Regions from separate parts of the Homo sapiens genome. Here region 1 is linked to region 2. A link is an interaction called in ENCODE POLR2A ChIA-PET data of the cell type or tissue named here. Cell type or tissue: Caco-2. All regions are shown on one strand. Links, peaks and the distances in the headings refer to the core of each region. The heading gives the core; the rest is flanking DNA. Region 1 holds the start of MIR6718 (microRNA 6718). Region 2 overlaps DLGAP1 (DLG associated protein 1).

Evidence for each region. ChIA-PET counts read pairs that join two places held together with the same protein. Peaks named below come from ENCODE experiments on the same cell type or tissue, not always from the same donor. Only the 100,000 strongest peaks of a DNase experiment are listed, where the experiment ranks them.
Region 1: POLR2A ChIA-PET joins it to region 2 with 6 read pairs; 4 of 35 experiments call an interaction of 5 or more read pairs at or near these places.

What each region holds. Positions count from the first base shown.
Region 1 is chr18:3,884,193-3,889,578 of GRCh38, forward strand. The region is part of intron 3 of DLGAP1 (DLG associated protein 1); the gene reads right to left. The region is part of intron 1 of DLGAP1-AS3 (DLGAP1 antisense RNA 3); the gene reads left to right. MIR6718 (microRNA 6718) reads left to right here and starts at 1,161; the gene lies at 1,161-1,240. LOC124904238 (a long non-coding RNA gene) reads left to right here. Exons shown (of 4, transcript XR_007066270.1): 3 at 1,601-1,727; 4 at 2,592-3,105. In Caco-2, for the core only: a CTCF peak has its summit at 1,225; a DNase peak (open chromatin) is centred at 2,939; H3K4me3 peaks cover 418 bases.
Region 2 is chr18:3,970,898-3,976,283 of GRCh38, forward strand. The region is part of intron 3 of DLGAP1 (DLG associated protein 1); the gene reads right to left. All of the region lies in intron 1 of DLGAP1-AS4 (DLGAP1 antisense RNA 4), which reads left to right. Among named protein-coding and RNA genes, the nearest start is that of DLGAP1-AS4, 11 kb to the left of the region's middle. In Caco-2, for the core only: no CTCF peak of the experiment used is centred there; no DNase peak of the experiment used is centred there.

The DNA.
Region 1 (5,386 bases), core at 162-5,161, 87 kb before region 2:
GTGGCACAAACTAACTTAGATGCAAAAATCCATTGCATAAGAAAGTCTCTCTCTACAAATCAGGTTCCACTGAGGACATTTTTGCCTTTCAAATACAGACTTATAAAAAGCAAAAACAAGATTCTATTAGGATTATAGACACATACTAACTTTTATGATCACATATAGTAGAATCTCAATATATAAAATGATGTGGAATAATGTTTCGAACTTTCCTTCTCAAGCAGTTTGAATCTTGGGTAGATATTTTCTGCTAAATAAAATGTGAAACTGGCAAGAGCTGAAAACATGAATTATACATGTTTACTCCAAAATATACAAGATTATTTTAATCAGGTATTCAGTATTTAATTATCTTTAATATGTGAGCAACATTCCATGCAAGATGACGTTACCTGAGGACAAGCAGAGCAAACGAAGAGCTGTTTAAGGCCACTAATGATGATTTAAGTTAAATGATGTAACCAATGATAATTTCTGTAAATTAATCATACACAGTGTGTTTTTTACTAAAATTTAACTGGGCTATTTTCAGCACAGGACAAGCACCTCTATTTTCTTGGAGGGTAACAAATTGCATCCAGAATAAATAAGCTAACATTCCTCCTTCCTTACTTGTATTTGTAAAAGAGATATTGAGATCTTGATCTTTTTTCTCTATGATGTGGGAAAAGAAGGTCATAAAAAATGGCAATAAACATTTCTAAATGCTAAATCTATCTTTCTGGTCAAGGCCAAATAAACAACTTAATACCATGGCCCTTTCTGTAACAAATCTTACACTCTCTTCTATCGTCTTGTCATTTTAAAATGAAAATAGGTCAATTTGTGATTATAAAAGAAAACACATTCTGTGACTTCTTGGTGAGCAAGGGCAAATGATCTAAAATCCTAAGGCCATTGGCAATGGGTAGACAATTGCTGGTGGCACCTACTATGGAGGTCCTGCTCTTCCTTCTCTCATTCTTCATTTTCCTCTTGCCTTACTCTTAAACTCCCTTTCCAGCACATTTATCTCTGTCACTTCTTTTTTCCCCCCTCTCCTAATTAATGTTTATAAGTTGTATCCATGGGTACCACTTGCTGCCACCTGTGGTGTGACCAAGAGCATCATTAGAAAGCTTCCTTGCCTGCTGCTGCAAAGACGACCAAATGCCTACAGTGAATCCCTAGTGGTCAGAGGGCTTATGATATATTGTGAGAGCCATGTCATAAGCCTTTTGGCCACTAGGGATTCAATGTATGCACTTCATGACCTAGCCACAAAAAAACATGAAAAGAGATAAATAACAATTCTCATTCTTCTATGCATTCTTGAAAAAAGAGGATGCTAGCCTCTCAATTAGATTTTAAGTAATGATAACAATTGCTGGAAATAGAGAGGGAAATTGCCTTTCAGGCCTTGTTCTTTGAGCAAGGATGGGGACTGTGGTCAGCATGTCTTCATGAGGGTTTCTGTGACTACCAGTGATTAGCTCTAATTTCTTCTTGTTCGCTGTGACTTCAACATTCTGTTTTATTGTCCTTCTAAGTTCAATTTTACCATTGTACCATGTCTCCTGATTTTTTTGCTTGGATAATTTGTTGACTCTGTTTGCAGCCATGAGACAAGCTCAGAGTGTGAGATGCACAGTTTTTCCAGAGTTCCAACACCTGGAGCAGAATTATCACTGTCCAGATGATGACCAAAACAAGAATAATCCAGCACTGTAAAGGAAATTTTCAAGGTAGGTAATTTATTAGACCCAAGGAAAACACAAACACACCACATATTAGAAGATGCTGACAAAGGGGAAATAGTCTTGCAAAGCTGGCAAGTCCTTATTCCATTTTGATTTTTGTGCATGTCTTTATTTAGAGCTGCTTTTCTTGATTTTTCTTTACATGCAGAAATAAGAGCATACTGAAGGCCCTCCTCTGTCTTACCCCATGAGGATGGACAGGCAGGCAATTGCGACTTACTTTAGAAAGAAAGTGGTGGACCCTGCCCAGGAGAACAGGGGCACTGTGTTCTTGTTTGAGGAGACATCAGGAAGAGGAAATCTCCATGAATCTTTTCAGGGTCAAGCTGTCCTAAAAATTTCTTTTTTGAATTTTTGTGGGTACCTAGTCATGTATATATTTCTGGGGTACATGAGATATTTTGATACAGGCATATAATGTTTAATAATCACATCAAGGTAAATGGAATATCCATCACGTCAAATATTTATCCTTTTTGTTACAAACAATGCAATTATACTCTTATAGTTATTTTTAAAAGTGCGATTAGATTATTATTGACTATAGTCACCCTATTGTGCTATCAAATACTAGATCTTATCATTCATTCGGACTTGCATCTATTTTTTTTGTACCCATTAATCATCCTCACTCTCCCACCTTAGCAACACCTCTCAACTACCCTTCCCAGCCTCTAAATGATCATCCTTCTAACTCTCTATCTCTCAAGTCAACTTTTTGGCATCCCTCCACCTGCCAGAAGCTTGTCCATGCCAGGTTATAACATACCACTAAAGAGAAAGAAAAGATTTTCTTGTTGAAAAGTACAAGCAGCCCTGAACAATGACTACATTTTCCATTCTCCCTAGATGTGCCTGGGTGACTATGCTGGCCAATGGAACATAACTTGAAACGGCATGTGTGATTTCTGGAAAACATCTCTAAAGTGAGGGGCATACGCTTCTTTACCCCTTCTCTGGCTGGAACGCAGCTGTGGGGGCTGGGTGAATAGTGATCTTTCCCATGAGGTGGAAGTTACAGTTTGAGGATTAGAGAAACAAAAGATAAAGGTTCTGACCTACAGCGGAGTGCCATATCCGCCCTGGATGTGCACCTCTGCATTTTGTTTAGTCGAGAGAAAAATAGACCTTTATCTTGTTTCCTTATCTTATCAAGTAAAGGAAGGGCCTGCGCTGGCCCCATAGGAAGCCAGAGTCCCTTGCTATTGAACCACGTGACAACTTTAGCCAAGGGCTCTGCAGAGGGAGTCTGTGTGGAGAGAGGAGACAAAATAGCTCGCGGTTATTTTGCTTTCTGTAATTTTGTGTACTGAACCTTGCACCTGCACCTGTTCCTAAGTGAGACAGGTAGTCAGGGCAAAATCATGAGACCCTTGGTGAAGCTATGTCAGGATGCAGCACTGTATTTGCAGGTGGTGGTAATCCATTAGAGGAATTTAAACAAGACAGTGGCATGGTCACACTTGTGCTAAAGATTTCTCTAGCTGTAGTTAGAGAATACATGTGGGAGTGGGGAGGGGCAAAAAGATCTCAAAGAAGCAATGATTTCTTGCAAGAGCAGTTTATGAGAGAAGACTGGAAGAAAAGAAGGAGTATACCAAGAGAGGAGGACAATGTCCTGGCCAGCTACGGCAGTGTCTCCTGATTCAGACCTCCTTGCTCACACATGCATGCTCCAACCACAGTCTGAACACATACATGACATTTTTTTTTAGACAGAACAAAATTAATTTTCCCGTTTACTTATAATAAATCCCAATTCTACAGAGATTGAGAATGATGAATGCCCAACAGGCTGATGATTTTAAATTATTACTTTTTAAAATAAGAAAATGGTTCTTACTACTAAAAAATGAAACCATGGCACTTTTGCGTAAAAGTAAACAGAAAACGGCCGGGGGCAGTGGCTCATGCCTGTGATCCCAGCACTTTGGGAGGCCGAGGTGGGCGGATCATGAGGTCAGGTGATCGAGACCATCCTGGCTAACATGGTCAAACCCCGTCTCTACTAAAAATACAAAAAATTAGCCAGGCGTGGTGGCGGGCGCCTGTAGTCCCAGCTACTTGGGAGGCTGAGGCAGGAGAATGGCGTGAACCCGGGAGGCGGAGCTTGCAGTGAGCCGAGATCGCGCCACTGCACTGCAGCCTGGACAACAGAGTGAGACTCCATCTCAAAAAAAAAAAAAAAAAAAAAAAAAAAGAAGTAAACAGAAAACTTAACAGAGGTGAGAATGTGAGTTAACATTGTCCAAATGCCCACTGTTTGGATATTTTCTGACCTTTTGAAATTGTACCTGAAGATGATAACTCAATGTCATGTTCTTTCACTTTTCCAGGCTTCCTTACTTGAAGATTTTCATGCGTTGTGTGCTTAAAATTATACAAGTACTATTAGAACACCTTTGAATAAGCACATTCTGAAATATACCAATTATATTACTCAAAGTACAATGCTGAGCCATTTTATAGATGCAGAATGTATTTTGGCTTTTCATTAACATTAATTGCTGTCCTAATCATCTGCAGTTTGATTTCGTCTGTGAATACCTCTGTCAATCAGTCTGCTCCTACAAATAAATGCCTTCGGAGGCATTTCCTTTTCAAAAGATATGGTATTGTTAAAAAAAAAAAAACCAACGACTCAACTGAAATCTTCTCCAATTTGGTCACAGTAGGCAGCACAATTACAATCACCTGCATCTCCATACAAAGCTTTTAAAAAGTGGTTTCATAACAGTTTTTGAGAATAAAAAGGTGGAAGGTAGTGTTCTTTGAAAAATGATTAATAGGTCATTATTGATATTGGTGGTTGAGCAAAATGTCATAGGATTTAGGAGTGATTTTTATGTGAAGATAATCCAGGCAGTAAACGATAAAATCTCCTAATCTTATTTTGGACTGACAGAGTTCAAATATGCCTGTGCTGACTCTATGGGACCTCGGAGATATGCTTCCTATGGAATTGTTCTTATCTGGATTTTCAGGAGAGGGTTGGTTATCTCGGCTAAATGGACAGATGAATTCCCTTGGGAGCCAGCTAGGAGAATGTGGTTACCTTAACCAGCCATGGACAGTGCCCTTCAGGAGGTGCTGCAGCAGGGGGACAGCCTGTCTTATGCGGGTACAATTGATGGGGGTAGAATATTCACAGAGAAGAGAAAAACCCATCAGCGTTTACTCCAAAAAAAGTTGGGAAAAACTTGCAAACTACTGATGAATCTAGGAGAAAGAAGAAATGATGACAGAATAAACCTGTTTAATGGTACCTAAAGACAGCCGTGATGGAAGATGGAAAAACACAAAAACAATGACAATCAAAACAATATGACAATACAACTTGAAAAGGAGCAGTGGAAATAGCCTCTGATGAAACCAAGTTATTTTTGTCTAGATTGCTCATGACTAGCTGAGTAGTCTTGTGAACATGTTCTGGCATATTCTATACAACTTGTTTCACAGCCAGATTTTATATATACATACATGCATATATATATATATATTTACCTGAATCAAATTTTCTCTTATAAAGTCTCTTTCTTTAAAAGCTGTTGCTCTTCTTACCAAGTTTGCTGTACAAATCTACTTTCCTTAGTGCTGAGACCCCAAAAGTGCAGACATTAAGCCCTTTTGTGGTAGCTGTTCAG
Region 2 (5,386 bases), core at 137-5,136:
CATCCTGGGCCTATGAGGTCTGCTTCCACCCTTGTCTCTGGGCTAGGTATGCATTTATTTCCAGAAGTGGGAAATGCTGGAATAGAGATTTAAGGCCTAATCAAGCATTGAGACAGCTGGAACCACCTTCCAGTTTCACATCTGTCCCCCTCTAGCACCCCACATCTATTCCAGGTTATTGCAACCAAAGAACAGCTCCCTCTGCCTGCCTTCTTTCGGTAGCTACAGCACAACCTCAAGGTCGCTTTTCTCCACCCAGCTTTCAGTCTGTAGCATTGACCTAGAGAATGAACCAGACTCTGGCCTCTGGCAAGAACTTTGCAGTAAATTGTTGACCAGTTTGTGATGGTAGTTTCTATTATTTCTTTTCAGAGGTAGGAGTTCTTTTCATGCTAACTGCTTTCCATTAGTTTAGAATTAAGTCCTCTAAATCAGTGGCTTAACATTTTTTTTGACTGCTACCGATGGTAACAAATTTTACATCCTAACCAGTATATATACAGGGAAATACATACATAAGACATTTATAAAATGTATGCTAACATATATATGACATAATATCACATATGTGTGCATGTATACCTGAAACATGTTTTGTAAATAAGTCCAATGTATTTTGCCTATTCTATTCTTTTGTTTTTTCTAAAAAAGTATTGGTATGTGTAATTGACTGGTATGATGCACCCCCAAGTGTTTGCAGACTGCATTTTATATTGTTCCAAGACTTAACTTTTAAGACTCTTTTGTCCATCTATCCTTTGGTAAGCTAAGCTGTACTAAGGATAACATAGAGAAATATCAGTGTATCCAAAAAGAATTCCTGGCTGATGGTTTTGAAGAGTCACAGGGCAATAGGTTTAGAAAATCTTGTTCTCTAAATAGCAATAAAACTTAAACCTGGCAAATTCTTAAGTATCTTTCATTAAGCAATCCATGGAGTTTTATTTTAATAAGCATAATAATTTTCATGACAGCCTTAGTGAATATTGAGGGACAAGAAAAACTCAAAACCAGGGTTTTATGCAACTGTAAAGTGCTGGTCCAGTTGAGTAAGGGAGGATCCTGTGAATTAACTAAGGGAAGACTCTTTACTTGGGTTCTCATCAGGAGACCATGAATAGCTTTGGTCATTTAACGGTGTCCAACTAACAAGATAACAATCCTGTAATGTGTAAGGTTTCAGTTTTCAAGGATATAACTAAAGAAGTGTTTTCAATTAAAATATTACAGTTTACCTTGTTTTTAAATTTTTTATGAGTTTATAAACTATATAATACCTCTTATAAAAAATACAACACCTCAAGGCCTATATAAAAAAAAATTATATCACTAGGCCGGGCATGGTGGCTCATGCCTGTTATCCCAGCATTTCTGGAGGCCAAGGTTGGAGGATCACTTGAAGCCCGGAGTTCGAGACCAGCCTGGGCAACATGGCAAAATTCCGTCTCTATTTAAAAATAATTTTAAAAAATTATATCTATCTATATCAGTTTATATATAACTCTCCCTAGTCCTCTGGTTGATTCATTCTGTCTTTTCTGTCTTCAGTTATTTATATTCAAACATGTTTCCTTGGTGTGTTTGAGGCAGTTGAGTCACACACACACACACTCTCTCTCTCTCTCTTTCTTTCTTTCTCATAGTTTTAGAATTATACAGTGTTTGGGATATAGATAAGTAGATCTGTGGGAACCTGATTATTAAGTGACTAGATTCAGTCCCTGGCATCCGATAGTCCTAACTAATCTATTTTTTAAGAAGCAACTATTGAGCACCACTGTCCACGTAGGAACTTTGTTATGTTGAGCTCTCAGCTTTCCTGAGACTCCTGTGACACCATCACAGCAACATGACACCTCAGGGAGGGAGGTTTGGGCAAATCACACTAGCTCCCCCTGCCCTGGCCAGCAACACTGAGAGGCAGATGGGCGGGGAGGTGCCTATCCCTAGCCTGAAGCCAAAAGACTTTCTTTTCTGTTCCCCAATCTGTGTTTAGAGACCCAAAGAATAAGCCCATAGGGCAGAGGACTTTTATTCTAAAAGAGGCTCTATTCTACATTAATTAGGCTTCAGACTCCAAAAGGATAACAAGCGTGAGCTCAAGTAAGCAAAGCCTTTTTGCTGCAGGGTGTTGTGTCTAATAGCTAATTTAAAAATATCAACAAATCACTGTCCAAAGAAACTTAATTCTGGGACTATTAAGGTATTATCATCTGCTTGTTTTTATTCAAGTTGAGTAATCCAATCTTTATTGAATACTTACAATGTACAAAATAATTTCCTAGATTCTATAAGGAACACAGAAACTAAGATGGTCCTACCTTCAGGCTGCTGCTATCTAATTAGAAAAAAACCATTTTCAGTAAAAGAGAATAGTCAGAATAGCCATAGCCAAAAAAAAAAAAAAAAAAAGTCAATACATTTGCTTTTAATCAGGTTGTAAGATTTATCTGGAGCCAATGACAAATAATAAGCTACTAGTCATTTCCGTCCTGGAAGCTGCAATTCATCTCAGTTTGTATGAGCTCCGTCACCTTTGTGCTCCTGTTACTCCTGGTTTGGGACTCAATTTCACTTCAGGAGGGGAGTGGTGGAGTATATGGTTCCTGCTTAGGCTTTAGGAGCCAGGGACTTCCCTATTTCACCTGTGGTTCCTGTGTGAGCATCCCCTAGGGAACATGCTGGAAGGATTCTAACTCGACTACATTTCTTCTGCCAGTGTTGTTGGCAGGCCAACTGAGAGTCTTTTCCAAATTGCCTGCCAATTTTTTTCCCTCAATTTTAGATAATTTTATTCTTTCTGAAACCTGACAAACTAAATCTAGGCTAGAAAGTTCCGGGGAAGGCCCAGGGCTCGGGATCCATGTTAACCAGCTGAGGGTTCACAAGGAAAACACAGGAGAAGATAATACTGTAGAGTCATGCACAGTTGAACAATGAGGATATGTTCTGAGAACATGTGCTGCTGTTGTCCTTGTGTGAATGCAGAGTGGACTTAGATGGACCTAGACGGCATAGCCTACCACACTCTCAGGCTATATGCTAGAGCCCATCGCTCCTAGGCTACAGATCTGCACAGCACGTGACTGTCCTGAATACTGTAGGCAATTGTAACACCGTGGGAAGTATTTGTGTATCTAACCTATCTAAACATAGAAAAGGCACAGTAAAGACACTTTTTATTTTTTTTTTTTTTGAGAAGGAGTCTCACTCCCTCGCCAGGCTGGAGTGCAGTGGCGCAATCTCGGCTCACTGCAACCTCCGCCTCCTGGGTTCAAGTGAGTCCCCTGCCTCAGCCTCCCGAGTAGCTGGGATCACAGGTGCCCACCACGACACCTGGCTAATTTTTTTGTATTTTAGTAGAGACTGGGTTTCACCATGTTGGCCAGGATAGTCTCAATCTCCTGATCTCGAAAACACATTATTATAATCTTATGGGACCACCGTCCTACAGGCAATTCATCCGTGACCTAAATGTAGTTGTATTGCATGTGTGACTGTATTAAGATCTTTTAATTCAGGGCTTTTAAATATTTTCAAAAGAACTTTTAACTTCCTAAGGGAAGCTTCAGATTTCAATAGTTCTTCACACAAAAAGATCTCACTTTCTGAGGAGAGAAAAAGTCCAGCTTTTCCATGAATATATCATGGGTTTGCTTCACTCTCAGCATGGCCACTGTTTGCTTTTCTTCTTTACTGGACTAATTGCCCTGGTGTTCCTGCTTTGGTTAAAAGTGAAACATAAAGAACTTATTATTAATCAGGTAAATGGGAGTATGACATTGAAAACATTCAATGTCAAAAGACCTAACATAAAAAGGAGGTTTTAGGTGATTGAAACAGGGAAGAGGACAGTATAAGACTCACACCGATGAGTAGTATTTTACAATTTATAAATAAAAAATATAAAAGCAATACATAGCATGGAATATTATTCAGTCTTACATAGGTAGGAAATCCTGTCATATAGTACAACATGGATAAACCTTGAGGACATAAAAAAAAAATAAAAATAAAAATTAATCAGTCTCAAAAAGGCAAATCCTGTATGATTCTACTTATATGAGGTAACTAAAGTAGTCAAATTCGTAGACACAGAAAGTGGAATGGTGATTGCCAGGGGCTGGGCAAGGGGAAATAAATGGGGAGTTGTTATTTAATGGGTACAGAGTTTCAGTTTTGCAAGATGAAGATTTCTGGAGATCTGTTGCACCACAATGTGAAGGTACTTAACACTATTGAACTGTACACTCAAAGAAAGTAAGGATGGTTACTTTTATGTGTTTTTTAATTACAATTAAAAATAAAAATTATATATATAAATACATATGCAAAACAAACACTTCATACAACTCACTAACAAAACAAACATCCCCATCAAAAATGGGCAAGGAAATTGAATGGACCTTTCTCCAAACAGGATATGCAAGTGGCCCATCAATACATGAAAAGATGTTCAACATCACTAATCATTAGGGCAACGCAAATCAAAACCACAGTGAGATACCGCTTCACACCTGTTAGGATGGTTATTATTGAAAGAAACAGAAAGTGAGTGTTGGCAAAGATGTGGAGAAATTGGAACCCTTGAACGCACTCACTGTGGAAAATGGCTTGGTGGTTGTTAAAAAAATTAAACACAGAATTACCGTATGATCCAGCAATCCCACTATGGGTATATACTGCAAAAAATAGAAACTAGGGACTCAAACAGATATTGGTACACCCATGCTCATGGCAGCATTATTTACAGTAGCCAAAAAGTGAAGCAACCCAAGTGCCCTAAGAAGAATGAATGGATACAAAATGTGATGTACATATAGAATAGAATATTATTTAGCCTTAAAAAGCCAGGAAATTCTGACACATCCTACGACATGGATGAACCTCAAAGACATTGTGCAAAGTGAAATAAGCCAGTCACAAAAACACAAATATTGTATAATTTAATTTACATGAGGTACCTAGAGAAATCAAATTCATAGAGTCAGAAAGTAGAATAGTGGTTACCATGGCCTGGGGGAGAGGGAATGGGAAGTCAGTGTTTAAGGGGTGCAGAGTTTCCACTTGGGAAGACGAACAGGTTCTGGAGATGGATGGTGGTGACGGTTGTACAACAATGTGAAATACTTAATGCCACTAAACTGTACACTTAAAAAGTGGTTAAGGCCGAGGGCAGTGGCTCATGCCTGTAATCCCAGCACTTTGAGAGGCTGAGGTGGTTGGATCACCTAAGGTCGGGAGTTTGAGACCAGCCTGACCAACATGGAGAAACCCGTCTCTACTAAAAATACAATAATAATAATAATAATAATAATAATAACGATAATTAGCCAGGTGTGGTGGTGCATGCCTGTAATCCCAGCTCTTTGGGAGGCTGAGGAAG